4 separate regions of the Mus musculus genome follow, and all the other regions are linked to region 2. A link is a loop called in an ENCODE intact Hi-C map of the cell type or tissue named here. Cell type or tissue: left cerebral cortex. All regions are shown on one strand. Each heading gives the region's core, and the rest is flanking DNA. Links, peaks and the distances in the headings are about the cores only. Region 1 overlaps Ankrd1 (ankyrin repeat domain 1 (cardiac muscle)). Region 2 holds the start of Gm32081 (a long non-coding RNA gene). Region 3 overlaps Pcgf5 (polycomb group ring finger 5). Region 4 overlaps Pcgf5 (polycomb group ring finger 5).

The links. Hi-C counts contacts between places; a loop is a spot of excess contacts. Peaks named below come from ENCODE experiments on the same cell type or tissue, not always from the same donor. Only the 100,000 strongest peaks of a DNase experiment are listed, where the experiment ranks them.
Region 1: a loop joins it to region 2, with 2.1 times the contacts of the local background. A loop is called at or near these places in 5 of 42 quality-filtered maps.
Region 3: a loop joins it to region 2, with 10 times the contacts of the local background. A loop is called at or near these places in 38 of 42 quality-filtered maps.
Region 4: it touches region 2 in a loop (2.5-fold over the local background); 16 of 42 quality-filtered maps call a loop at or near these places.

Annotation. Positions count from the first base shown.
Region 1 is chr19:36,107,072-36,115,315 of GRCm38, forward strand. Ankrd1 (ankyrin repeat domain 1 (cardiac muscle)) reads right to left here. Exons shown (of 9, transcript NM_013468.3): 7 at 8,128-8,226; 8 at 7,906-8,004; 9 at 4,894-5,746. The coding sequence ends at 5,636. Among named protein-coding and RNA genes, the nearest start is that of Ankrd1, 8.6 kb to the right of the region's middle. In left cerebral cortex, for the core only: a CTCF peak has its summit at 4,245; DNase peaks (open chromatin) are centred at 4,252 and 5,131; H3K4me3 peaks cover 788 bases; H3K27ac peaks cover 496 bases.
Region 2 is chr19:36,178,800-36,187,043 of GRCm38, forward strand. Gm32081 (a long non-coding RNA gene) reads left to right here and starts at 5,762. Exons shown (of 3, transcript XR_386675.1): 1 at 5,762-5,898. In left cerebral cortex, for the core only: a CTCF peak has its summit at 4,505 (motif pointing right); a DNase peak (open chromatin) is centred at 4,516.
Region 3 is chr19:36,437,858-36,442,857 of GRCm38, forward strand. Pcgf5 (polycomb group ring finger 5) reads left to right here. Exons shown (of 10, transcript NM_001368691.1): 6 at 2,142-2,290; 7 at 4,987-5,000. Among named protein-coding and RNA genes, the nearest start is that of Pcgf5, 31 kb to the left of the region's middle. In left cerebral cortex, for the core only: a CTCF peak has its summit at 2,466 (motif pointing left); a DNase peak (open chromatin) is centred at 2,448.
Region 4 is chr19:36,420,499-36,425,498 of GRCm38, forward strand. All of the region lies in intron 2 of Pcgf5 (polycomb group ring finger 5), which reads left to right. Among named protein-coding and RNA genes, the nearest start is that of Pcgf5, 13 kb to the left of the region's middle. In left cerebral cortex, for the core only: no CTCF peak of the experiment used is centred there; no DNase peak of the experiment used is centred there.

The DNA.
Region 1 (8,244 bases), core at 1,282-6,281, 72 kb before region 2:
TTGGGAAGGCCAATCATGACTTTGAGGCAAAGCAGGGCAATACACAAAGTTCACGACCAGTTTAGGCTACATAGTCAGATCATGTCTCAAACACAATACCATGACAAATAGTGCTAGTTCAGATCCCTTCCCCAGCATTGCAGACCTATGCTCCAGATGTCTGAGTTGGGTACTAAGAAATACCCTTCCCCCAGAGCATTAACTTTACCCCTATGATGCCTGGGCAGTCTTAACTACACTATGAGGTTAGCCTGGGGCTAGAGCCTGAACATTTCAAGGGCTTAGCTGAGGATAGCTCTCTCCTGAGACCACAACCTTCCCTCTGTCATCCTGCCTCATTTCCCCTTCTGCAGAGCCCTCAGTAAATAAAACATTTGTATAAGATCCTCATTGCAAGAGGGACCAACTTCACTTCTAAAACAATCGAGCAAATAAGGATCAAAAAGCACTCAACAGATATGAAAATGTCACACTTTACTAGTCATCGGTGATATGCTTGCTGGTTAGGTTGGGAAAGTTTAAAACGGACACAAAGTTAGTGTTTTCACAATTGGGAAAGGCTGTAGACTATTTTGAAAGTGGCCATAATTTGATGTTAACCTTATAAATACTTCTACAAGGTATTCTTCAAAAGTAAGTAAAGTTAGAGCTAGACAAGGGCTGAGATTATAGTCACTCACACTATAATCTCGCCCCTTGGGAGGATCTTTGAGTTTATGGCCAGCCTTGGCTACACAGTGAGATCCTCCCTGTTTTAGGAAAAAGAATAAAAAGAACTGGCTGGGTAGAAAGAGTGCACCTATATGGATATTCACTCCTACAGTGTGTAAGATGATGGGAAGATTAACTTAAACACTCAACAAAAATTAGTTAAATGATCCATGCACATTGAAACAAAATAGTAGGGTTAATTAAGACATCTGAAGTAAGTTGTTAATAAAGGAAAATTAAAAGGAAAGAACATGATTATTCTCAGGTTGGTGAAAGAGAAAGTTTATTATAAATATGTGGGAGAGCATAGTCAGAGGCAGGGACTCTGGGAGAGTCCAGAGTGGACCTGGCCCTGAGCCGTGTGAGGAGAGGAGGGAGGAGAAGAGAGAGGGGAGAGGAGGTGACCAGGTGCAGCAGCCAAAGGCCCAAAGAAAGCAGATGAAAGAAGCAGGTTTTTAAAAAGATGGTTGGAAGCAGAGCACTGACTATCACAAATGCCCCTCTGACTTGTGCTGTGGCACTTACACGCACACATGTAACCAACCAGTGTTGGAAGAAGATGGATTCCTGATCCACGTCTGGAGGCACAGCCCTAGAGTCCAGCTATTCAGGAGACCAAGGTAAGAAAGCCACAAATTCAAGGATTGCCTAAACTCAGAAAGAGTTCAAAGCCATCCAGGTCAATTTAGGGAGATCCTGATACAAGAAAGCAACAATAGAGAACAGAACAGGGCATGGGAGCACTGTGGGGCTGCGGGGTGCTGTACCGATCAGGTTTGGGCACTCGCCTGTGTCCTAGAGGCTTTGCCTTTAATCCCCAGAACTGAAAAAGAATAGCAGCAGCCAAAGCTTAAAGATATCTTAAGACAAGGGGTTTGCATGTGATCCCGAGAGAAATGGGACGACGACGACATTGAAGGATTTGAAAGAGACTGGCTGGGTCAGATTTGCATTTTAGGAAACTTCTGGCCACAACTAAAAACAGAGAAGTGGGACTGGAGAGGGTCTCAGAACTTAAGAGCACTTGCGTCACCTCCAGAAGACCTGAGTTCAGTTCCCAGCACCCAGGCTGGGTGGCTCAAACCACTTGTAACTATAGTTCTAGGGGCTCCTACACCTTCTTCTGGCCTCTGGGCTTCTGAATACACATGGTTTCTCTCTCTCTCTCTCTCTCTCTCTCTCTCTCTCTCTCTCTCTCTCTCTCTCTCTCACACACACACACACACACACACACACACAGATAGACATGTTTTTTTTTGTTTTTCAAAGAAGGATGTTTGAGTAATCCTGATGTTTCAGGCTTTGCCTAGGTTGGAGGGCACAGATTACAGAGCGGACTAGAAGTCAGCGTGTTTGATAAAACTTGGTCACGATCAAAAGCTCTGAGTGGAAATAAAGTCAAGAATAACTTCCAGAACTCTCCATTGTAAAATATGTCCTTCTGTGACAAAGAGAACACAAGAAAAAAAAAAAAGACCATAAGTGTTGCGAAACTGTCGTGAATCGGGATTAATGACAGAGGCAAAAAGGAAATCCTGGAACTCAAAGGAAAGGTTAAAACAGTTTATTTATTCATAAGTATGCACACGCGCACGCACACACACACACACACACACACACACACACTTCACTAACCACCGATCTGGCTGATGTCGTAGCCTGGCTGGATGGCAGCGAGCGTCAGGTAAGCTCGCGATGTCTCTTGCTGCTTTTCGGGTTCCCACTTGAGCTGGACCCACCCGATGCGGGCGAGTTCTCCTTTGGCACTGGGCGTCCACTTGCATTCATCTCTCAGCACGACGTCTCCATTGGATTGAGTGAGTCGCCACCAGACCAGGGATTTTTTTAACAAATTTCAGCCAATCATAACTAAGGCGTTTACACATTACCTCCCTTACCTTATCTCATTCACGACCCCCCCCCCCTACACACACACAAAATGGAATGGTTTCCATGGTTACATGGCTGCGGCTCGGAAGCTGGTGCACCGGTGGGTAGCTTTGCCTCCCTGGTCCCGCGTTCCTTACAATAAGCAACGAGTTGGTTCAGGGGGAGACAGGGGCTTCTGAGACCTATCGGTGTGGAAGAAATGGAATTTTCCCCTTAGATATTTCTCTTTTCCACTCACAAAGATAGAGCCATAGTCAGAGCCAGTCTGTCTACCTGCTATCATTCTACAGGTCTCCTGTGCCCTCTACTTCTTTATTAGTACAAAGGTTTAAACGTGACAGTGCAAAGCTTATTTTTAAGTCTTTTCTCCTTTTAACCCCCAAGCTCTTTGGGGCAAAGAGGCTCAAATAAGACACTTTGGTCAGATACTATTATGTCCACGTTATACCAGGCAGATATGGACATGAGCAAGAGAAACAGTCTGTATTGGAAACATTTACTGGATGCCCAGACCTTAAATGTGCAACCGCAGATCTCAACCTGTGGGTCATGACTCCTTGGGGTGGAATAACTCTTTCTCAGAGGTCGACTGCACTATAGGAAAATACAGAGGTTTACTTTATGATTCATAACAGCAAAATTACAGTTATGAAGTAGCAATGAAATAATTTTATGGTTGGCAGTCACCACAGCGTGAGGAACTGTATTGAAGGGTCGCAGCACTAGGAAGATTGAGAACCGCTGACTTAGACCTCTGTCCAGGTGGCCAGGGAGGGATGACAGAGAGAGAAAGAACTGATAGAATGAATCTGCCATTCGGTTCTTCATATGAGAGGGGGACAGAAAGAAAGGGCCCCCCCCCCAAAAAAAACATTTCTGGCCGTCAGCCCAACCCACGTGTGTCTGTTACTGTGTGGTTGAACAATGTCTTGGCTACAGACCGTGCCTGTACTCTCCCACAGTGATGGAGGCACGTATAAAAAGGAGGTTCGTGAACACAGTCCTACTTGGTGTGAGTTTCAGGAGAGCACAGGGCTGGAGTTTGACCTGTGTCTTCCACAGACTGTGTGCCAAGTTCCAAACATTCCCCACACCCTTGAGCTTGTCGAAGCTCTGCTGCTGCCTACAGAAATGTAGGCTGGAATAACCCTTGTTCTTTTTGGTTTTTTGGTTTTTTTTGGTTTTTTGGTTTCTTGGGGTTTTTTGGTGTTTTTGTTTTTGTTTTTGTTTTTGTTTCGGACTGTCCCTCAATCTTACCACCTCCAAAAAGAAAAAATCATAACTGCCCCATCTCCATCATTTATAGACCTCCACATCTTAGACGCTCAAAGAGAGCATTCCACCGTTCCCTTCACTGGGCTTGTATGTTTATTTCCTACTTATTTCTTTATACTTGTCTGCTCCAGGAGCTCAGAGACAATCTTTTTCTCACCTCCGCTCAACATTTGGCAACAAACCTTTTCCTGCTGGAGGTCAAAAGCCATTGACCCAGAATGTTCTCTCAGGGGGGGCAGGAGGGGAGCCTTTGATCCTGTCAGCGCCTGTCCACAATACAGTGATTGATAGGCCCCTAATTAGCGAGTCAAGAAGCCCAGATGAAAACTTAAGAATTGCTTCTTTAACCTGCAGTAATCATTCTTCCCACCAGGGGTCTCTTTTTCCACATTATTGGAGCAAAACAACAACTGGTTTTTGTTTGTTTGTTTGTTTGTTTTGGGGGGTTGTATCATAATTCAGTGGCAGGAGCTGGTCAGAAATGCAGATTCACTAGTCCCCCCCACACACACCTGACACCAGTTGAGGGCAATTCTTCAGTTTATCAAGATCCCTGGGTAATCTATCACTCCATAAGTACCAAGACTGGTTTCTACAAGGTATTTCTTCCCACCCTCCTCCTCCTCCTGGTCCTCCTCTTCCTCTTCCTCCTCCATTTCTTATTAATTTTTTATTAATTTTTTTTAGAGTTGTTTTACTCTGATGTGCATGAGTGTTTTTGCTGCACACATGTATGTGCACCACACGCATGCCTGGTACCTATGAAGTCAGAAGAGAGCATCAGGTCTGCCACCCTCTTTACAAATTGCTGCGAGTCCTCCTGTGCTCCTGGGAACTGAATTCGGACCCTTGGTGCTCCTAATCACTGAGTCATCTTTCCATCCCCCGAGATTTCTAATCTGAAAAAGCAAGAAAACACTGACAAATGAGCCCCTCCCTAGATGGCCCCTTTTACATGAGAAATCCCTACCACTGATCTGACAAAAACAAAAAACAAAAAAACCTTAGAACACGGCCGAGAATTAGTTTGCATTTATTATAAATATAAAATATACATACAACACAATATACATTTATACATTTACAGCGCGTGTCCTTTTGATTTCTTCTTTCATCGAACTCAGTTTTCCTTGGCCCCATTGCCTACTCCCTCCATCTCCCTACATGCGGCACTCCTGACGTTGCCTTCACCTTGGGACATCGACATCATGTGATCTGGTAAACAACCAAACCGAACCAAATCTGTGGGTGGGTGGCGAGCCTCCGCGCCAGTCCTGCGGAACTGCTTCCGTTCCCGTCTGCGTTACTGCGTGCCTTCTGTTGCTTCATTCAGATATCAGCAGTGAGAATTCAGAGAAGGGCTGCGGGGATCAACCCTTGCCTTTTAAAAAGTACCTTGAATAGCTTTATGCAAGTGAGAACACAAAGGGGTGCAATTAGACACCATTCACCCACACGGTTTAAGAGCTATGGGAAGACTCTGAATGTACATACAGATGAAGTCTTGCTCCCCCAAAATGATGTTCATGAAAGCCTGAATACTGGTGCTATGAAATAAATAAATAGGTAGGAATAAATAAAAGTGGTGAACATCACTAGAGGATATTTTAACACCTACAACCCAGTGCTTTCTTGAAGCTTCTTTGAGCATCTCTCCCTATTTGGCTGGCAAACAAAAGCTGGATTTTATTGCTAGTTGCTCTTCTGTTGGGAAATGCTTTAAAAATGCCTGCGAACAGCTCCTGTTGAGTCTCTTTTCTCAGAATGTAGCTATGCGAGAGTTCTTGTAGGCATTCTCCTTGAGGCTGTCGAATATTGCTTTGGTTCCACTCTGCCAGTGCAACACCAGATCCATGGGGGTCTTCCCAGCCTACACAGAAGAAAGGGAAATTTGACTTCCGGGTGACTGTCAGTTTGCACTCTCTGCACCTATGCTAATGAGGTATATTATCAGAGTATATGGGTTTTATATGAGTGATCTACATACCGTTTATTCAAACTATCCTGTCCCTGTTTTTTCATGATACTTTTATTGGCTTTCCCATCTACCATCCACAGAACTATCAGTGGTGCTGTCAAAAAAAAAAAAAAAAATTCCCTGGTCCCTACAATAACGTAACACCTCAAGTCATGGTGAGGTTCAAAAATGTCTCCAGACACCCCTCCCCTCCAGAATGCACCAGAGACCTGGGAGGGGAGAGACTCCCAGGACTCATAGGGAGGGACCTTAGATGAAATGCCCAATAGTAGGGAGAGGGAACTTATAGAGCCCACCTCCAGCAGGAAGACAGGACATCAAGTGAGAGATGGAGTTGCCATCCCACAGTCACATCTCTGACCCATAAGTTTTTCTGTCTGAAAGAATTACAGGGGTGGAATGGAGAGGAGCCTGAGGAAAAGAAGGTCCAGTGACAGGCACAAAGTGGGATCCAGCTCAAGGGGAGGTCCCAAGGCCTGACACTATTACTGAGGCTATGGAATGCTCACAAAAAGGGATCTATCATAACTGCCCTCTGAAAGACCCAACAAGCAGCTGAAAGAGTCAGATGCAGTTATTTGTACCCAACCAATGGACAGAAGCAGCTGACCCCTGTTGTTGAATTAGGGAAGACTGAAAGAAGCTGAAGAGAAGGGTGATCCTCCAGGAGGACCAACAGTCTCAATTAATCTGAACCCTTGAGATCTTTCTAACACTGGACCACCAAACAGACAGCATACAGCACCTGATAAGAGGACCCCAACACACATACAGTAGAGGACTTCCAGGACTGTGTTCATTCAGAGATGATGCACCTAACCCTCAAGAGACTGGAGGCCCCAGGGAGTTTAGAGGTCAGGTGGGGTGGGGGTAGGGGCATCCATGTGGAGATGCGGTGGGGTAGGGAGGAGGTGTGGGATGTGGAGAAGTCGGAGGGTGGATGGGGAGGGGTGGAGAATGGAATATGGGGTGTAAAAAAATGAATTGCAAATAAAATTAAATTAAAAAGAAAGGAAGGAAGAAGGAAGGGAGGGAGGAAGGGAAGAAGGAAGGAAGGAAGGAAGGAAGGAAGGAAGGAAGGAAGGAAGAGAGGGAGGAAGGGAGGGAGGGAGGGAGGGAGGGAAGGAGGGAGGGAAGGAGGGAGGGAGGGAGGGAGGGAGAAAGGAAGGAGCGAGCCCTTATCTTTTGCAGCTATGGTAGATGATATTTATCTGGGAATTGGAGCCAAGAGGGAAAATTGCTTACATTTCCTGCATAAAGATGAGGTTTAATTAGCACATTGGGACTTAAAATAATGTAGGAAATTATTTTGAGACTCATGCATATAAGTCAAAGTGGAAAATGAATGGTAGTTATTTTAAAAAAAAAAATCAGAAAGTGCAAGGTGACTCCCAGAAGGAATGGCAACATTTTACATTCTTGTGAGCAAAGGACTATTTGGAATTCTCCAGATTTGATAATGATTAATTTCAGTTCTGGGTAGTTGGGAGCTATTTGGGGAAAGGTTAGTGTATATATTCCTACCTGCTCTGGGGTCTCTTCAGCCAGGAATGACCAAGGCAGGTTAGAATTATCCAATGTGGGATCTTTTTTTAAAGATTTATTTATGTATTTTATGTATATAACTGCTATGCCTGCACACCAGAAGAGAACATCAGATCCCATTATAAATGTTTGTGAGACAGCATCTGGTTGCTAGGAATAGAATTCAGGTTCTCTGGAAGAGCAACCTGTGCTCTTAACCTCTGAGCCATCTCTCCAGTCTCACAATGTGTATTTTAAAGGTCAACAATTTTGACCATCCTTCATTCAAGATCAACCTTTCAAAGAACTGTTAGGCTCCAAGGTCAGATCAAAATCTCTAGTCTTCCCCATGTTTGACCCTGTGACCTGAATTCATGCCAAGTCTTACGCTATTCTTATGCAAATAGAGACATTTGAACCCTCAGTGTATCTCAAAAGTTATTACCATGGACATAATACTTTCAGATATTTGAGGAATTCTGGAAACTCAAAAGCAGAACAGTTGTGCCCTTGATTTGACTACTTACACAGTTCTTGACCTTGAGGTCCGCACCGAAGGTCATCAAGAGTCGAATCATCTTATAGCGGTTCAGCCTCACAGCATCATGCAGTGGGGTGTCTCCTTCCTTGAAGAAGGATAAGCTGGTATAAGACATGGGAAGCCAGGAAGTGAGTCCCGCCAGAATACCCCAGCTTGTCTGGGTGATTTCAAAGAAGCTGACGCTGGCACAGACTTGTCAACTACTCACTCTGTCCTTGGCATTGAGATCAGCCTCGCAGGCGATGAGGTGCTCAGCGCACTCGTAATGACCAGTCCTCACCGCCACATGCAGCGCTGTGCTGAGAAGCTTAAAAAATCAGAAAAT
Region 2 (8,244 bases), core at 1,483-6,482:
AAGAGGACTTGGGAGGAAAGACACTTTGTCCAAGGGAGAGGGATGCCCAGACAGAACTCTGCAGTCATATTTTCTCAGAGCCATGACGTCTAGGCTTGAGACATGGGGTCAAAGTATGAGAGTTTTGGCTCAAGATGAATAAAGCTGGCTCCAGCAGCTGCCATCCGCTCAAAATGTGTATGTTCAAAGAATGTGACCACTTGAGACTCTTTCTGGTTCCAGCTGTTCTGAGATGTTAACGAAGGTCTAATTGCTAGGAGCACGTGGGGTAGACCTGGCGTTCATCTTCCTGACACATGGAAAATGTGGTTTGGAGGCCAAGCTGTCAGACCCAAATCACCTCCAGACCCTGCCTGTTGCTAGTGTATTTCATCGCCAGGAGGGGCACATTTCATCAGCAAGCAGGGCTGGCCCAGCTTGGCCAGGGCACTCCCTGTGGCTATTTGTATCCTAACACCAATGCTGACATGGGAGGTTAAATTCGCATCAAAGAAACAGGGCGCCAAGCTTCTCCCAAGGCCTGTCTCCCAGTTAAACATGAAGAAAGTCCATCAAATTATCATACCTGAAGATGAAGGAACAATTTGTTCACACACAGCTTGTATTTATAAACCACCCCGGAGTCCTTACCAGATAATTTAATATAGAGGATAGCATCTCACAACTGGGAGACTTTGTTAACAACCAAGCTGCCCTTTCACACAGAACTGAGCACAGTCAGAGAGGCTGTGGCTATTATACACAAAGGCAGGCATGAAGAGGCTCAGTATCCCTTGGAGGTAGCGCTCACTCACTTGCTCACCCTACCCCAATCCTATCTGCCAATCATATTGGCTGTCTCTCTTCCAAACTGACATGTATCATACCACCTAACTGTTTAATGGTACTATAATACAAATTTCCCAATGCCAGTCATCATTTGTTCCATGTTAAAAGTCCCAGCCTCTCTAAATGTATATTTTTAATATATCTTTAATTGCATCTCCTTTCCTAAATGTATTTACTTTCAGTTCATTTTCCTGCCACAGGCAGAGGGCCCTTCACTAAGGCTTGGGGTTTGATTAGGTCTCCTATGCAAGCCTTAGAGTTTAGTGCCTTACTGGGCTATGGGACTGCCCACACGCACACATTCATTGGTAAACTTAAAGATACTCTCAGTGATGAAAAACTGGGTGGCATGCTGTTTAAGAGCCTAAATTCTGCAGTCAAAGACTGATGAGTTTAAAAAAAAAATCAAAACTGTTTCCATCATTTACGCTTCATATGACCTTGGGAAATGTTCTAAATGGTCTGTCCCATGGATTGCTTAGGCTAACCCAAGAAAAGTAAGTTACTCTTCACAGGGAGGTTGTGAAATGCTTTGAGGACCAGCCACAGCTATTGTCGCCAGCCTGAGAGCTCAATGAAGTGGGTTCTTGGATGAGTCCTCTTGAGTCTTCAGCACAGCCTCTGCTCTTGCTGGAGGCTCAGAAAGGAAGGTCTAGCCAAAGAGAGGCTCCATACCTGTCTAGACTCCTGGCCCGCTGTAGCCTGAAGCAGCCCCTAGAGAGGCTATTGATTCATAGCAAGTTTGGCAAAAATGGGATGCTGAAAGGAGAGACCTTCCCTCGGTGATGTGAGCACCAGGACTCTGTGCCTGAGTCTGTGTAGTAGCCAGGAGGGACAGACAGCTCGGGAAGCTAGAGCTAAAGACTGAGCTTTGAGCCTCAGGCTGGTGGCACTGCTGAGAGAGACAGCTGGTGCGGTTCTCGCTCAAGCTGCTCACCTGCTGTCGGTCCAGTGCAGTGGGAAGAGCTCAGGGAAGCCCCCTTCAGCTCTCCGCACTCACTGGAAAGGCCATTGTGCTCCCTGGAGAGGGGGTGAACTGTGGTGAGCCCCAGGTTCCCCACTCTGGGTCGGAGGGACACTCATTCCCCAGCTGTGGCTCCTTCCGGGATGGGTCCTCATCAGAATCACCTGATGGTCATGGTCTGTTCCAGGACAATCTAATCAGGGTGAGCAACTAGGACAGTCTGACGCCAGAACCCAGGGAAACAGCTCAGGTTCCCGCGGAGAAGGCTGCCAGGTTATGTGTCTCCCTCCTACCAGAGCCTGCCTCCTCTTTCTTCCTCACCTAGCCAAGGATCTCAAGAGGGAGAGAGATTCCCTCCTCCCTTACCCCACCCTCAGTGAGTTGCCCAAGAGACACCTTCCCCAGAGGACAGGCGTCTCATCTGGCCTGAATGGTCCCTACTTTCCCTTTCCCAGGGGGTCGTCTGGGGTCACTTGACCTGACTTTGGCAACATCTGCAGGGAACTGGACACAGGATGGCCCAGCACTGTCTCTTCTGCTTTGGTGGCAGTTTGAGTCAAGTAACCCACACACAGCAAAGAGGAGACTTGCTCCCATGAAAATGTGTGTGTGTGTGTGTGTAGGGGGGCAACCCCACTTTACTTACTCTCTGAGGTTTGGCATCCATTTGTGCTTTTATCCTGCTGTGATTGTATAATAAAGCTTACCTTATCCCGTCCTGTCTAAATGCATACATATTCACTTAGAGAGTTTTCAAGATCCAGTGTGAAGCAATAAAAGGTTCTATAAGTCTAGAATATGACTTACTTTTCATCTATGTGTGCTTAATGTAACTTGTAGGAAAACACAATACAGTTAACCCAAATCAGTAATGAATCTTTTTTATCATGTGTGTGAGTTTTATTTATTCTCCATGACAAGATTTTTCTATAAATCCTACTTTGACTTTACAAAGCCTCAAGTTAAATAAACCATTCAACAAATAAATCAACAGAACTGGAAACAACTGAGAGTTGTGGCCAATATTCTGTTGCCCAGAATGGAGAACTTTCAATAAACACAAACATTAATAAACATATACATACACTGATCCACCCTTCTAGTAAAGTAACTATCTGTGACATGAGCCACATGGTCGGACTTTAGCTGCAGGGTAAGGACTAGAAACCTTGGGAGATGATTAGTCAGTGGGAGGGGCTGACCTGTGCTCCAGACTGACAAAGGGATGTAGCATGTCAGACTTGCCAGGTACACTGGAGGACTGTGGGAGAGAGAACTTAGCATGGCTGGGAGGGCTGGGGAAGCCGCAGAGGTGATCCCTAAACTGCAATTGGAAGGGGCATCTGAGGGAGGGGCAGCCTAGGAAGGAACTTCAGAAGCAACAGGACACATTTGCAGGGTTACTAACAGGTGACTTGTGGGCAGGACAGGAGCCCTAGTCTAAGGCAGAGCTGGGGTTGAAGAGAAGGCAGCAGGCTGACCCTGGGCTCTCTGGGTGATGCTGTGGAATTTGGAATCTTTGTTGATTTTTTTCCACTTGCTTTATTTCTTCTGATCAAACAGAACCTGGTGGCTCTGAGCCCCGGCTACCACTCACAGGCATCTAGCCCCAAGCATCCCCAGGAGACGCTAAGGGTCCCTAGATGATTATTATCACATGCATATTACTAAGCTGACTGACTCTTCCAGTGTGTCCAAGGATTCTATTATATCACTAATGGTTCCAGAACCAGGACAATCTGTCATCCTAACCAAGCTAGGGTGGCCCTCCTGATGTGCCCAGGGAAATAGGGCTCGCCTGCTCATGAGTTGGATTCTTCCTAAAGGTTCCTCCATAAACCACAAATAACCAGCTCCCTACCTCAGCAAAATACCCACTACAGCTCTCGATGACCAAGGTCTGCGGAGTGGCAACTACCTTTCCCCCCTACCAATGAGCAGCAGGACAGTCACCCCTCCCTGCCATGCCACCTTCTGAGGTGCCCACAGCCCCACAGAGATGAGCCAAGCCTCGGTGTAAGAAAGGTTTGTGAGCGAGTGCTTCTAATTCCAGGGAGCAGTCACCTCGAGGGCAGGCCTGCCAGAGCCTTCTGGTGCTCCTGGCCTCGGGGCTGGCTCCAGGTAAGAGAGTCCAGCACACACCCACAGCCAGGACATTTGGGCCAACTGTCAAATGGCTTTCAAAGTCTCAGGCCTGCTTGCTTCCCAGAGAGGCAAACACCACTGCTGCCATTCAAGATTTAGTCCTTCACTTCCTTGGTGGTAGGTTTTATTTAGAAGGGCTTAACAGTGGAAGTGTTTGAGGACTTCGGAAAGACTGTTTAAAGGAAGAGACCGTTGGGACACGTCATCCCATCACACACAAGCACACATCTGCATGCCCCTCCCCTTCTATTTCCCCTTGAATTCGGGCTACAGTATGGATTTGATGGTTGGCACCCCAGCAACTGTCCCGTGACCTTGAGAAGAAACTATTCATTAAGACTATTTAGCCTAAAAGACAGATGAAAGCCTGAGTCTTTGGGGGACCAACAAGTTACCTTAATAGTCTGTGACTGGCCATTTCTAGCCTTTCTTTTAGAAGGAGAGGTAAATCTTGTGTGCATAAGATACTGTTACTGAGGTCTCACCTAATCCTGTGTAATTGGCCCTTCTTAAAATGACTGACAGGGAATTTATGTCTTAGGGACTAGTCCCAAACCCTACCACAAGGGGGTAGCCTTGTCCCATAGGCCTCCATATAACACCAGCACCAGCGATCAGTGTGGATGAGTTATATCTCAGACCACAGTTGGCTGCTATGGCCCAGGCTGGCTGATCTAGGCTGAAGTCTATCTCATCGGTTAACCCAGATCTCTAGCTACTGTATGTGATTTCCCAAGGAAAGAAAACATGTGGGGAGGCAGTCCTGATGCAGCCAACCCTTTCTAAACAGAGCAAAGAAGCTCTGTTCTAAATCACCTTCAAGTTAGTGGTACGTGCTGACTTCTCGGTTCTGTTTTTGCTCCTTTCAAGGTCTTTCAGGAGGGTTCTGTTTTTGTTTCTTTCTGTGGATTCCTGTTAAGACACCTGTGCGGCAGCTCTGATGGCAATTCTTCCCTGAAATGGCTGTCCAAAGCTCTGCTCCCTGCCTGTTGCATGTCATCCATCGACTCTTGTTCCAGCTACATCTCAAAACTCAAAACTCCCCAGGTAGAAAGTTCCAGTGACTACAGGCCTGAAGCTGGAGGAATGGTGGTTCATCCGGGTCTCAGGCTGAGAGCATATTGCCGTCATCAGGAAAGAACAATGCTATGAGACTCACTGTGAGCTGACGCACTAAGGCGTTTGTACTCTGCTGACAGTGTCAGGGCCCATGGCTGTGGATATGACTCCTCTTGGCCTGCCTCCAGTTCACAGGCTAGCGCTATACAGCTGAGGCTCGAGGATAGATAGAAAGCTAGCCCCCACATCTTCTCACCTGGCTTTCCTTCCTAGATGGCTGCATCTGGTATGAACAAATCTGGTACCTGGAGATAGCCTAGCCAAAGTTGAAGGATCATCCATCCCTCTGAGACATATAGGAAGTTCCCACCTATGAGAGAATCCCAACGAAGGAGAAAAGATCAAAAGCATTAGAAGACAAGAAGCAGCTTCTTGCCCCAGAGGGACCCCTTGGGAGTTGAACCTAGAACATATAAAATGTAGGATACCCTGTGACAATGACATGTTTTCTATCTGGGCAATAATCATACATTATTGATACTTTTCTGAAATTCAAATGTAATGGCATTTACTGGCTTTATTTTGCCGACCTTTGTTGGAGATAGAGAATCTGCTCATTGTGGAGTGGGTGGGGACCTAACAACATATTCTGGAGCACATCAAAGGGGCTGACTAAAGCTGAAACAGCCATAGGCCTCCCGGTCTTGCATGCAGGTTTCCCAGAACAGTTAATGTCTCCTTGTTGCTTTATCGTTTCAGGTGCGTCTTGCTCTGGTGTGATGGAGCCCATCACCGATGCTGAGCAGCTGGCAGGCCAATGGCCTCCAGGAAGGATGTGCCTAGTCAAGCCCAGCGCCTCCTCGGAGGATAAACACTCTGCTGTTACAGGGGCCAGTGGTAAGGTAAGGCCATCTCAATGGCAACTTCCCCTCTGTCTTTCAAACTATGGAGAAATGAAGGGTTTTTGGACCACCCCTCAGGCTCACCTCCTCTGGACCACCCTCAGGCTCATCTCCTCAAGACCACCCTCAGACTCCACCTCCTCTGGGCCACCCTCAGACTCACCTCCCCTGGACCACCCTCAGGCTCACCTCCTCTGGACCATCCTCAGGTTCACCTCCTCTTGACTGATTCCCCCATTTCTGCCAGGAATCTGGTAACACAAAAGCTCTTCTTAGTCACAATGTATAATCAGAGCCCACAGGACACAGAGGCAAAAATGTGCTCTTCTCTCCTGGATCCTGTGAGGACAAAGCAATACTCCCCAACCTGCCTTTTTGGTTTGCACACCAGATTTAGCAGGCATAAACACAGGAAAAGAACAGTGAGTGAATTGGGGGAGGGGAGCTGCAGGAAGAACCCTTCCTTCATGCTAATTCCCGTTTGACATCACCTCACCATCTGTTCACACTGGTGGTCTCACCAACTTCAGCTTTCCATTGTCACCCATGGTAGTCTTTTGATGGAGAAGGTCCTGCCTGTGGCTTCCCCACTTGGCTCTCCTGCCCTCCCATCTAAGAGCTGCCAAACCCTTTCATCTTAGTTTCCTACTAGTCACTTTTCAGGTCTCAGACCAGCCCATGTATGCTCTTTGGTTGGTGGCTCCGTCTCTGAGAGCTCCCAGTTGATATTGTTGGTCTTCCTATGGGGTTGCCGCCCCCTTCAGCCCCTTCAGTCCTTCCCTTAACTCTTCCATCGGGGTCCCTGACTCAGCATCTGCATCTGTCTCAGTCAGCTGCTGGTAGAGCCTCTCTGAGGACAGCCATGCTAGGTTCCTGTCTGCAAGCACAGCATAACATCAGTAATAGTGTGAGGGATTGGTGCCTGTCCATGGGATGGGTCTCAAAATGGGTCAGAAACTGGTCAGGCATCCCTTCAGTTTCTTTCAATCTTTGTCCTGCATTTCTTTTAGATGGGGCCAACTTTGGGTCAGAAGTTTTGTAGGTGGGTTAGTTGGTGTTCCTATCCCTCCACTGGGTGTCTGTCCTGTCTGGTTATTGGAGGTGGTCTTTTCAGGTTCCGTATCCCTACTGTTGGACATTTTGGCTAAGATCGTCCACTTGAGTCCTGAGAGGCTTTCCCATCCCATGTCTCTGGGACTTCCTAGAGATTCCTCTCACCCATTCCCCCAACAGCTGCATATTTCTATTCATTCTCCTGGTCCCCTAGGCCTCTCTCCCCATACTGGATCCTGACCCCCCATATTCCCCTTCCCCTCTCCCTCTCCCACCCTCTTCTTTCTGCCTCCATTACTATTTTATTCCCATTCTAAATGGGATTCAAGCATCCTCACTTGGGCCTACCTTCTCGTTTAACTTCTTTGAGTCTGTGGGATATATCTGAGTATTCTGAGCTTTTTGGCTAACATCTACTTATCAGTGAGTACATACTATGCATGTCCTTTTGGGTCTGAGTTGCCTCACTCGGGATGATATTTTCTAGTTCCATCCATTTGCCTGTGAATAGTATTGCAGTGTGTAAATATACCATATTTTCTGTATCCATTCTTTGGTTGAGGGACATCTGGGTTGCTTCCAGGTTCTTGATATTACGAATAAAGCTGCTATGAACATAGTGGAGCACATGTCTTTGTGGTGGGGATATTTTCAAAATACAGGTTCATTTTTCTTACCTCTGCCCTTCTCAGCCAAATTCTAACTCCATGGATCTGGAACAGTGGTTCTCAACCTTCCTAAGTCTATGACCCTTCAATACAGTTCCTCATGTTGTGGTAATCCTCAACCATAAAATTGTTTACATTGCTACTTCATAAATGTAATTTTGCTACTGTTATGAATCCTACTATAAATATCTGATAGTGAGAATGTCTGATATTTAGCCCGGAAAGGGCTCTCTAGACCCACAGGTTGAGAATCACTGGTTTGGAAGGAAACTTCAGGAATTTGCACTGAAACAAGCTCACAGGTAATACCGATGTTACTCTGAAATCCTCATGACTGACTTAGGGTCATATTACTCTCACGAAACCCCATGACCAAAGCAACGTTGAGAGGAAAGTGTTTATTTGGTCTATACTTTCATATCACTGTTCGTCATCAAAGGAATTCAGGACAGGAACTCAAACAGGGAAGGAACCTGGAGGCAGAGGTCATGGAAAGGTGCTGCTTACCAGCTTGCTCCTCATGGCTTGCCCCGCCTTCTTTCATATAGAACCTAGGACCACCAGCCCAAGGGCAGCACTACCCACAATGGTCTGGGGCCCCACCTCCATCAATCACTAATTAAGA
Region 3 (5,000 bases), core at 1-5,000, 260 kb after region 2:
CTTGGAGACCCAGGTAATAATAATTTCAGCAGGGCTGGGAGGGAGATGGATGGACAGAGAGAGGGGGAAGAGGAGGAGGAGGAGAGAGAGCGAGAGAGCTGGAATGCATATTGGGTGAAATGCTTGCCTCAAAAGCACGAGGACCTGAGTTTAATCCCCAGAAGTCATGTACAAAGAGGCGTGGGCCAGCAAGATGCTCAGTGGGTACAAGTGTTTTGCACAGACTCTTTGGTCCCTCAGTCCCTGAAGATGACAAAAGAAAACTGACTTCAGAGATTTGTCTCTGACATCCACATGTGTATCTGCACACACGGTTTTTATGTAAGCACTGGGAAGGCAGAGAGAGGCCGGTCTCTGGGGTTTGCTGGTCAGCCAGCCCAGCCTAATAGTTGAGTTCCAGGCCAGTGAGAAACCCCACCTCAAAAATACAGGGTCAATAGCATTGAGGAAGAACATCCAAGATTGACTGACTCCTGGCCTCCATGAACACATGCACATCCATGCACACATTTACACACAGTAACAACAACAATTTCAGCAGAGTGGAACGTATTACTGGCCAGAGTATGTGTATGCATGTACATACAGAGTGGCTGTTATGTTAGCCACAAAAAGGATATCTAGCTATAAAGTAATATCATTCTTCATGTTTTTACACACAGACTTCATTCAGGATTCTAAAATCAAAGTGGCCTCTGTGCATATGTGAATTTAGTCTCTCAGTTCACATAGGAGTTTTTATGAGTTATAAAGTCTCATAAAATCAGTGCCATTTAAGATGGATACGGAATGGCTTCAATAGTTAGACTTAACTTGAAGAGGGGAAGGCTTTTCATTGATCTAGGTGTTTGGTTCATAAAAGACAGTATCTGTACATGGGTTCTATGTAAATGAGGATACATGAATTACCTAGCTGTGTATTTCATTTATCCCTCACCCTGCACTTGCCCTTTTATCTTTTCCTGGGCTCTAGCACCATAATGATGAGAATGGTAACTCTTTGTATTTGTGACAAGAAGCAGCCAGGAGGAGATGGAAAGGGAAGGAGAAAGGAAGTTGATTACTCTGTGACTGACAGTTCAGGGATGCTGTTATGACAGGGAAGGCATGGGAGCAAGAGCAGGAGGCTCCTGGTCACTTTGAATCCATTGTCACAAAGAAGAGACCAGGAAGTGGAGCTGGGGAGTAAAACCTCCAGACCCACTCCCAGTGACCCACTTCCTCCAGCGAGGCTCCACCTCGTAAAGGCTTCGTAACCTCCCAGACAGCACCGCCATTCAAGCACATGAGCCTATGGCGGGGGGTATCTCCTGTTCGGTCTTCATGCCTTTAATCGTGTTATTGTTACCTCAGACTAAGCACACTGCACGTCTAACGCGTTGTCCAAGCTATTCCATATACGTCAGTCGATACAGTTGTATTCATGTAACAGTATAAGTAAATGTTGTTATAGGAAATATATTCAAATTTTCTTAATGGAATTTTTAACATGTTAAGTGGCTATAAAGCGTGTTTTTACAATTATTTTTTCTGTAGTTGGTTTTATAAATAATTTCAAGTTTTGAGAACTTTTAGGATACCAACTTAGTTTTAATTTGAACACATCTTTTATTGAATTAGGAAGAATTTTGTATCCTATTTGCCTTCTAAAGTGTCTTAACCACTAATTGCACTTTTTTGTGTCCAAATATAGCTAATCTAGAATATTTCTTAATCCCGAATCTTACTCTGTATGTTACAAAGGTGAGAAGAAGGCTCTTTCTTTTCCCACATTTACACTAAACCCATGTACAGATACTGTCTTTTATAAACCAGACATGAAGCTCAGTGAAACTCACCCCAAATTAAAGACCAAATCCAATAATATTTTAAAAGGATAAAATAGGAAAAGTAAGATAAAATTCATAAACCAGGATATACAAAAAGTCTAGAAATATTACGCTGTTTTAAGTTTCTGATGGCCTCTGATGGATATTCTTTCCATTGTTGACTTTGTTGAAGGGTTTCAGAAAGTATTGATATTTTCAGTCAGTCTTCAGAGAGGTTATGAAATATTTTAGGTTGGTCATTGCTTTGGTGAGTGCCATATTATTGCTTGACTTTAAACTTTGAGTTACATGAGTCTTGCTTCAATTATACAGATGATATTTCGAAGGTTGACAAGTCTAAAGCAGATGAGGAAGGTGATGAAAACCAAGATGATAAGGACTATCATAGAAGTGACCCGCAAATTGCTATCTGTCTGGACTGTTTACGAAATAATGGGCAGTCAGGGGACAACGTAGTGAAGGTGAGTGGGCAGAATTCATTTCTTTTACCTTTGTTGTTGTTGTTGTTGTTAATGTAATGCAGTTGAATACCATTCTCTGAAATTCCAAATCTGGGAATAGCCAGTGTTGCTTTCCTGGTAGCTTGTCCTCCCAGCCCAGTTCTCCCAGACCAGTGCCACCATCTAGTGGCTAATTTTTATAATGCAGCAGCCAAAACTCAGACCGATGATTTAAGCTGTGTCTCCAACCATTTTATTATCTTTAAACTTATTATTTTTAGAGGTTAATTTTATTTTATATGTGTAGGTGGTTTACCTGCATGTATGTCTGTGTGTCATGCGTATGCGTGATGATGACAGTGGAAGCCAGCAGAGGGTGTGGGAACCCCTAGAAGGAAGCACAGGTGGCTGTGAGCTGCCCTGTGGGTGTCCGCTGGGAATTGAACCTGAGTCTCTGGAAGAGGGCTGGGGCTTTCACTGCTGAGGCGTCTCTCCAGGCCTAACCTCAATCATGTTGTGTAGTCTTCTGCTTTTAGTTAAAACTCTATAAGCCTCATGTCATGGCTAATATATTTTATTAAGAGAAGAGTAGGTTTTGAAGTAAAGCTGTGTTATCAAGTGTCTATGAGTGGATAAACTCCTTAGAGACTTCTATTATTGTCTACATAATCCTTGTTCTTCATCCTGTCTCCTAAACATTGCTCTGACTCTTAGATCTGAAAGCTCACTGCTGCCTCCGTGGTTTATTTTCCTTGGGGTTTGAATATCTAGCGTGTCCTGGTTTCTTAGTTGGCAGCAGCTTTCATATAAATATTTACTACTTTAGTTCTTAAGTAGTCTTTTGTCACTTTGTCCAAGCACTTATTAGTCATTGAGGGCATTGATTTTCTCTGTACTTTGTTTTATGCACAAGTTCATATTTATTTTTTGTTTCTAATTTTCTTCATCTATGCTAATCTATAGCTCTTTTGGGTTGAATTTCTTTGCTATTATATTACTAATAATGGTACTTTATATTGGGAAATTAAAAACAAATAATTTTAACTTAGATTTTCATTTAATCAGCATCTTTCAGCAATGAATATATTTGACTATAGTAAGCAAATGAATTCATTATGTGGTAGTTAATATAACTAGTAAGAAAAAGATCTGTCACTTGCAACACATGAGTAGTTGCTAGATGGGTTGTCGGAACAGGAATATGAAGTAACTGCTAACTGCTCGTGTGTAAAGGATTTCTTTGGAGGAAAAGAAAATTTTGGAATTAGATATTGTAATTGTTGAACAACTTTATAAAAACTACTAAATTGTTCATTTTAGACAGTGACTTTATGGTGTTGTATTTCAATTTAAGAAGTTAAAATCATGCTTGCAATTCCTCTGATTGGTAGAGATTAAAGCATAATACTAAACACAAAACTGAAGAATCATTGAGTTGTATCTATGCAGTATATCTTCTGATATGCAGATATACCAGAAATACTGATCCTTTCCAGATAGCTGAGCAAGGAGGGTTAGGCACAGATTCCCCGGCAGTCTCTTGTGAGCCCCTGGTGTGTATCACAGTGCTTCCATTTTCCATATGTCAGGAAAGAAAGAATGAGAAGCTCTGCTCCTACTTCCTCTCCACCATCCTGTCTTCTGCCCCCGACCGTCGTTGCCCTCTTTGTAGCTGGCTCTACAGTAGTTCTCAGGTGCACACAGCCAGGAAGCAGTGCAAGTTTCATTTGGTTCCATTATAAAATATTCCTGGAGAAAGTGCTCATTGTTTCTAAGTATTTACAAATCAACTTTTACATAATACAGATTGGAATTGTGTTAGATTTGTGTCAGTCTATTGAATTATGAATTCTAGAAACACTCTTTTGTCATGTCCTAAAAATGTTCCCTTAACTATTTTGACAACTCTGAATTATTAATAACTTGTGGGAGGCAGTACAGGTCACCTGGGGTGGGGGGCTTTGTTCAAGCTTAAAGAGTGAATCAGAAGCACTCTTCATGTAAAACAAGAGACACATCAAGGCATACAGAACTTAGTGATGTACAGTAATGTTCGGTAGCCTGTCCCTGGGGAGTGTTTTTCCTCAACCCAGAGCCCACACTGTATAGCTTGCAGGTACTAAGGCGGCTGTGGATGGAGCAGATGCAGTATCCAGAACTCTCCCAAGGCTAATGTCAAACTACTTCTGTCTCTGAAGTTATTTTTAGGTTCTCCATTATACTTAACAAGTGCCTCCTGCTTTCAGAAGTAACATCATTTAACAAAATATTTTGTGTCCTTTTACTTAAACTCTGCTTTCTTTATAGAAAAAAAAACATGTTAGAGAAAGACAGATTGCGTACTTGACAGGGTTTTGCTAATTCACACGCTAGAATGATATTCTTGAAGAATGTCATGTAAATAACAGGCTATAATTAGGAACATTTTGCTTAGGAGAATTGAACATTTTTGCTTTGCATTTAGAAAATACTCAATAGATAGTGAAAAGCATGCCTTTGGCTGTGGTTTAGTTTAGATGGTTGGGTTGGGTTTGGCTTAGTTGGTTTGGGGTGGTCTAATGAGACCGTCTCACTTTGCAACCCACGCAGAATCAAACTCAGATCCTGCCTCCTCCTTCTGAATGCTGGGATCACAAGAATATGCCTCCATACCAGAAGGGTTGAAGGTTTTAGCAAAAACAAGTGAAAGTCTTTAATTTGTCATTTGTTTCCTTTAGGGTCTCATGAAGAA
Region 4 (5,000 bases), core at 1-5,000, 240 kb after region 2:
AGGCAAGAAAAGAATGAAGTTTCAGGTTCTGTATGTAACAAATGCTGGGGAGAAATGCAGCAGGAAAAAAAAAAACCTTTCTTGGTAGTTAGTTACTATTCAGCAGAGACCATAGGATAGGAAGACACAGGCTGCAGTAAGGCTTGGGGGAAGTGTATTTCAGATCCTTGTTCCAATTCTCACAGATGGAGGATTGAGAAATACTAAAAATCACCCAGTAAATAGTTCCAGAGCAGGGTCGTCATTCCTCTGTCCAGTGCAGGCACATCTGCAAACGCATTGAGACATTTCCCTAACTCTTTTCTTTCTTCATCCAGTTACATTTATTTTTAATATTTCATTAACATTAGTTATATGTGAGAGAAAAAACTGGTTTCATGAGATATTTGGTACTCAATAAGGATATAAGTTTACTATTAGTTCTGAATTGAATAGGTATTCTGATTAAAAAGACATTATTTTTGATGAAATTTCTAATGCTTTCTTTAGTTTTGGAGTAAAAAAATCTGTTTTTAGAAAAAGAAAACGTCCAGATTGAAACTCCATTACCATGGGCATACACACAACATCATAGGTTGCTGTAAAAATGAAGTCACCATCATACTGAGTTAAAGCTTCAGATAGTGCTTTGACACTCATTAATAAGAGTGATTACAGTCTTCATTTTGATGAACATTGAAATAGGAATAGTTGCTGATTTCAAACAGTCTAGGTATTAGCTGTTATAAGATTAAAGACGGATTATGTTAATTAAGCTTTTGAATTTTTTTTTATTTGCAAGCTGGGAGATAGTGAGAAAAAAAAAACCAGAGAGCATGCATCATGGTAGTAGACACAGAAGGATAAACAAGGGTAACAGAAATTTAAAAACTGAAATTATCTTGTATATTGATGTCTGATAAATAGGGACCAGAATGAATTGAACCAATACCAGCATTGAACTGAAGTCAGAACATATAACAGAAAGTCATCAGTGCTAGAGATAATGGTAAATAGAGTATTAATTAAGAACCCAGCATCCAGGCTGACCGTGAACTGGAGAGCTACTGTCTTTATTGTAGAAAATAATATTTCTTTTGGATTCTTTGAAGAATCTTCACAATTGCTGAGTCTTTCTATATACTGATTTCAACAGACTACTGTATTTATAAAGTTAAGTGAGTAAACAAAACTTCTTCATTAGAATATGCGGTTTCCAGTTGAGAAAATGGTTCCTGTTGGAGTGGGTTGCTGGTAAGCCAGAATTCCTTCATTTGCCATGTAGGTTTCTTTCTTATTGGTCCCTTGACTACAGTGATACAGTTATAGGCCTAGAATCTGGGCTCTCTTTAGTATCCTAACCCCTATGACTTCCTTTTGTCTATACATATTTACTGAGCCTGCTCTTGTTCAGACTCTGGCCCAGATACTTGGGGCATAGTAGGCAGTAGAGTATGCAATAAAGTAAGTAACAAGTGTATGTTAGAAGGTTGTCACTCTCAGCTGCACATAAAGGGAAGGGCAGACTGAGGAAGGGGAATTGGACAATCAAGAAGGTGCTGCAGTTCCTAAAAGTCTGTGTCCAGGAAAAGCTTCGAGGCAGCCACTTTTGAGTTTGTGGTAGAGAAGCTACTCCATCAGACACCTGAGAGATGTTCCAGGCAGAGAAAATAACCAAGATGAAAGGCTTGAAGGTGTGAGTGTGGCTGGTTAGCAGTGAGTGCAGAGGTGAGGTGGGGGATGGCTGTGGGCACAGACAGTTAAGAATTTGGGTGGTTTGGGGTTTAATTTTTATTTTCTTTTATTAGATATTTTCTTTATTTAAATTTCAGATGTTATCCCCTTTCCTGGTTTCCCCTCTGAAAACCTCCTACCCCCTCCCCACCTCCCTCTGCTCACCAACCCACCTGCTTCCTGGCCCTGGCATTCCCCTATACTGGGGCATAGAACTTTCACAGGACCAAGGGCCTCTTCTCCCATTGATGTCTGACAAGGCCATCCTCTGTTACATATGCAGCTAGAGCCATGAGTCCCACCATGTGTTTTCTTTGGTTGGTGGTTTAGTCCCAGGGAACTCTGGGGGTACTGGTTAGTTCATATTGTTGTTCCTCCTAGGGGGCTGCAAATTCTTCTGTTCTTTGGGTACTTTCTCTAGTTCCTTCATTGGGGACCTTGTACTCCATCCTATGGATTGCTTTGAGCATCCACTTCTGTATTTGTCAGGCACTGGCAGACAGGAGACAGCTATATCAGGCTCCTGTCAGCAGGCTCTTGTTGGCATCCACAATAGTGACTGGTTTTGGAAGTTGTTTATAGGATGTGTCCCCAGGTGGGGTAGTCTCTGGATGGTCATTCCTTTAGTCTCTACTTCACACTTTGTCTATGTAACTCCTTCCATGGGTATTTTGTTCTTCCTTCTTCTTGAGTTTCATGTATAATGCCAATCGTATCTTGGGTATTCCAAGCTTCTTGGCTAATATCCACTTATGGGTGAGTGCATATCATGTGTGTTCTTCTGTGATTGGGTTACCTCACTAAGGATATCATCCAGATCCATCCATTTGTCTAAGAATTTCATAAATTCATTGTTTTTAATAGCTGAGTAGTACTCCATTGTGTAAATGTACCACATTTTCTGTATCCATTCCTCTGTTGAAGGACATCTGGGTTCTTTCCAGCTTCTGGCTATTATAAAAAAGGCTGCTATGAACTTAGCATGTGAGCATGTGTCCTTATTACCAGTTGGAACATCTTCTGGGTATATGCCCAGGAAAGGTATTGCTGGATCTTCCGGTAGTACTATGTCCAATTTTCTGAGGAACCGCCATACTGATTTCCATAATGGTTGTACACTCTTGCAGTCCCACCAGCAATGGAGGAGTGTTCCTCTTCCTCCACATCCTCGCCAGCATCTGCTGTCACCTGAGTTTTTGATCTTAGCCATTCTGACTGGTGTGAGGTGGAATCTCAGGGTTGTTTTGATTTGCATTTCCCTGATGATTAAGGATGTTGAACATTTTTTCAGGTGCTTCTCAGCCATTCGGTATTCCTCAGTTGAGAATTCTTTGTTTAGCTCTGTACCCCATTTTAAATAGGGTTTTTTGGTTTTCTGTAGTCTAACATCTTGAGTTCTTTGTATATAGTGGATATTAGCCCTCTATCAGATTTAGGATTGGTAAAGATCTTTTCCCAATCTGTTGGTGGCCTTTTTGTATTATTGATAGTGTCCTTTGCCTTACAGAAGCTTTGCAGATTTATGAGGTCCCATTTGTTAATTCTTGATCTTAACAGTACAAGCCATTAGTGTTCTGTTCAGGAATTTTTCCCCTGTGCCCATGTCTTCACACCTCTTCCCCACTTTCTCCTCTATAAGTTTCAGTGCCTCTGGTTTTATGTGGAATTCCTTGATCCACTTAGACTTGAGCTTTGTACAAGTAGATAAAAATGGATCAATTCTCATTTCTCTACATGCTAACTGCCAGTTGAGCCAGCACCATTTGTTGAAAATGCTGTCTTTTTTCCACTGGATGGTTTTAGCTCCTTTGTCAAAGATCAAGTGACCATAGGTGTGTAGGTTCATTTCTGTGTCCAGGTCTATTACATTGATCTACCTGTCTGTCACTGTACCAGTACCAAGCAGTTTTTATCACAATTGCTCTGTAGTGCAGCTTTAGGTCAGGCATGGTGATTCCACCAGAGGTTCTTTTATTGTTGAGAATAGTTTTTGCTATCCTAGGTTTTTTGTTATTCCAGATGAATTTGCAAATTGCCCTTTCTAACTCTGAAGAATGGAGTTGGAATTTTGATGGGGATTGCATTGAATCTGTAGATTGCTTTCGGCAGGATAGCCATTTTTACTATATTAATCCTGCCAATCCATGAGCATGGGAGATCTTTCCATCTTCTGAGATCTTCTTCGATTTCTTTCTTCAGAGACTTGAAGTTCTTATCATACAGATCTTTAACTTTCTTAGTCAGAGTCACACCAAAGTATTTTATATTATTTGTGACTATTGTGAAGGGTGTTGTTTCCCTAATTTCTTTCCCATCCTGTTTATCCTTGTGTAGAGAAAGGCCATTGACTTGTTTGAGTTAATTTTATATCCAGCTACTGCACTGAAGCTGTTTATCAGGTTTAGGAGTTCTCTGGTAGAATTTTTGGGGTCAGTTATATATACTATCATATCATCTGCAAATAGTGATATTTTGACTTCTTCCTTTTCAATTTGTATCCCTTTGATCTCCTTTTATTGTCTAATTGCTCTGGCTAGGACTTCAAGTACTATATTGAATAGGTAGGGAGAGAGTGGGCAGCCTTGTCTAGTCCCTAATTTTAGTGGGATTGCTTTGGCTACTGGTTTTCTGTATATTGCTTTTATTATGTTAAAGTATAGGCCTTGAATCCCTGATCTTTCCAAGACTTTTATCATGAATGGGTGTTAGATTTTGTCAAATGCTTTCTCAGCATCTAATGAGATGATCATGTACTTTTTTTTTCTTTGAGTTTGTTTATATAGTGGATTATGTTGACAGATTTCTGTATATTTAACCATTCCTGCCTCCCTGGGATGAAGCCTACTTGATCAGGATGGATGATTGTTTTGATGTGTTCTTGGATTCAGTTTGCAAGAATTTTATTGAATATTTTTGCATCGACATTCATAAGGGAAATTGGCCTGGAGTTGTACTTCTTTGTTGGGTCTTTGTGTGGTTTAGGTATCAGAGTAATTGTGGCTTCATAGAATGAATTGGGTAAAATACCTTCTGCTTCTATTTTGTGGAATAGTTTGTGAAGAACTGGAATTAGATCTTCTTTGCAGGTCTGGTATAACTCTGCACTAAACCCATCTGGACCTGGGCTTTTTTTTTTTGGTTGGGAGACTATTGATGACTGTTTCTATTTCTTTAGGGGATATGGGACTGTTTAGATCGTTAATCTGATCCTGATTTAACTTTGGTACCTGGTATCTGTCTAGAAAATTGTCCATTTCATCCAGGTTTTCCAGTTTTGTTGAGTATAG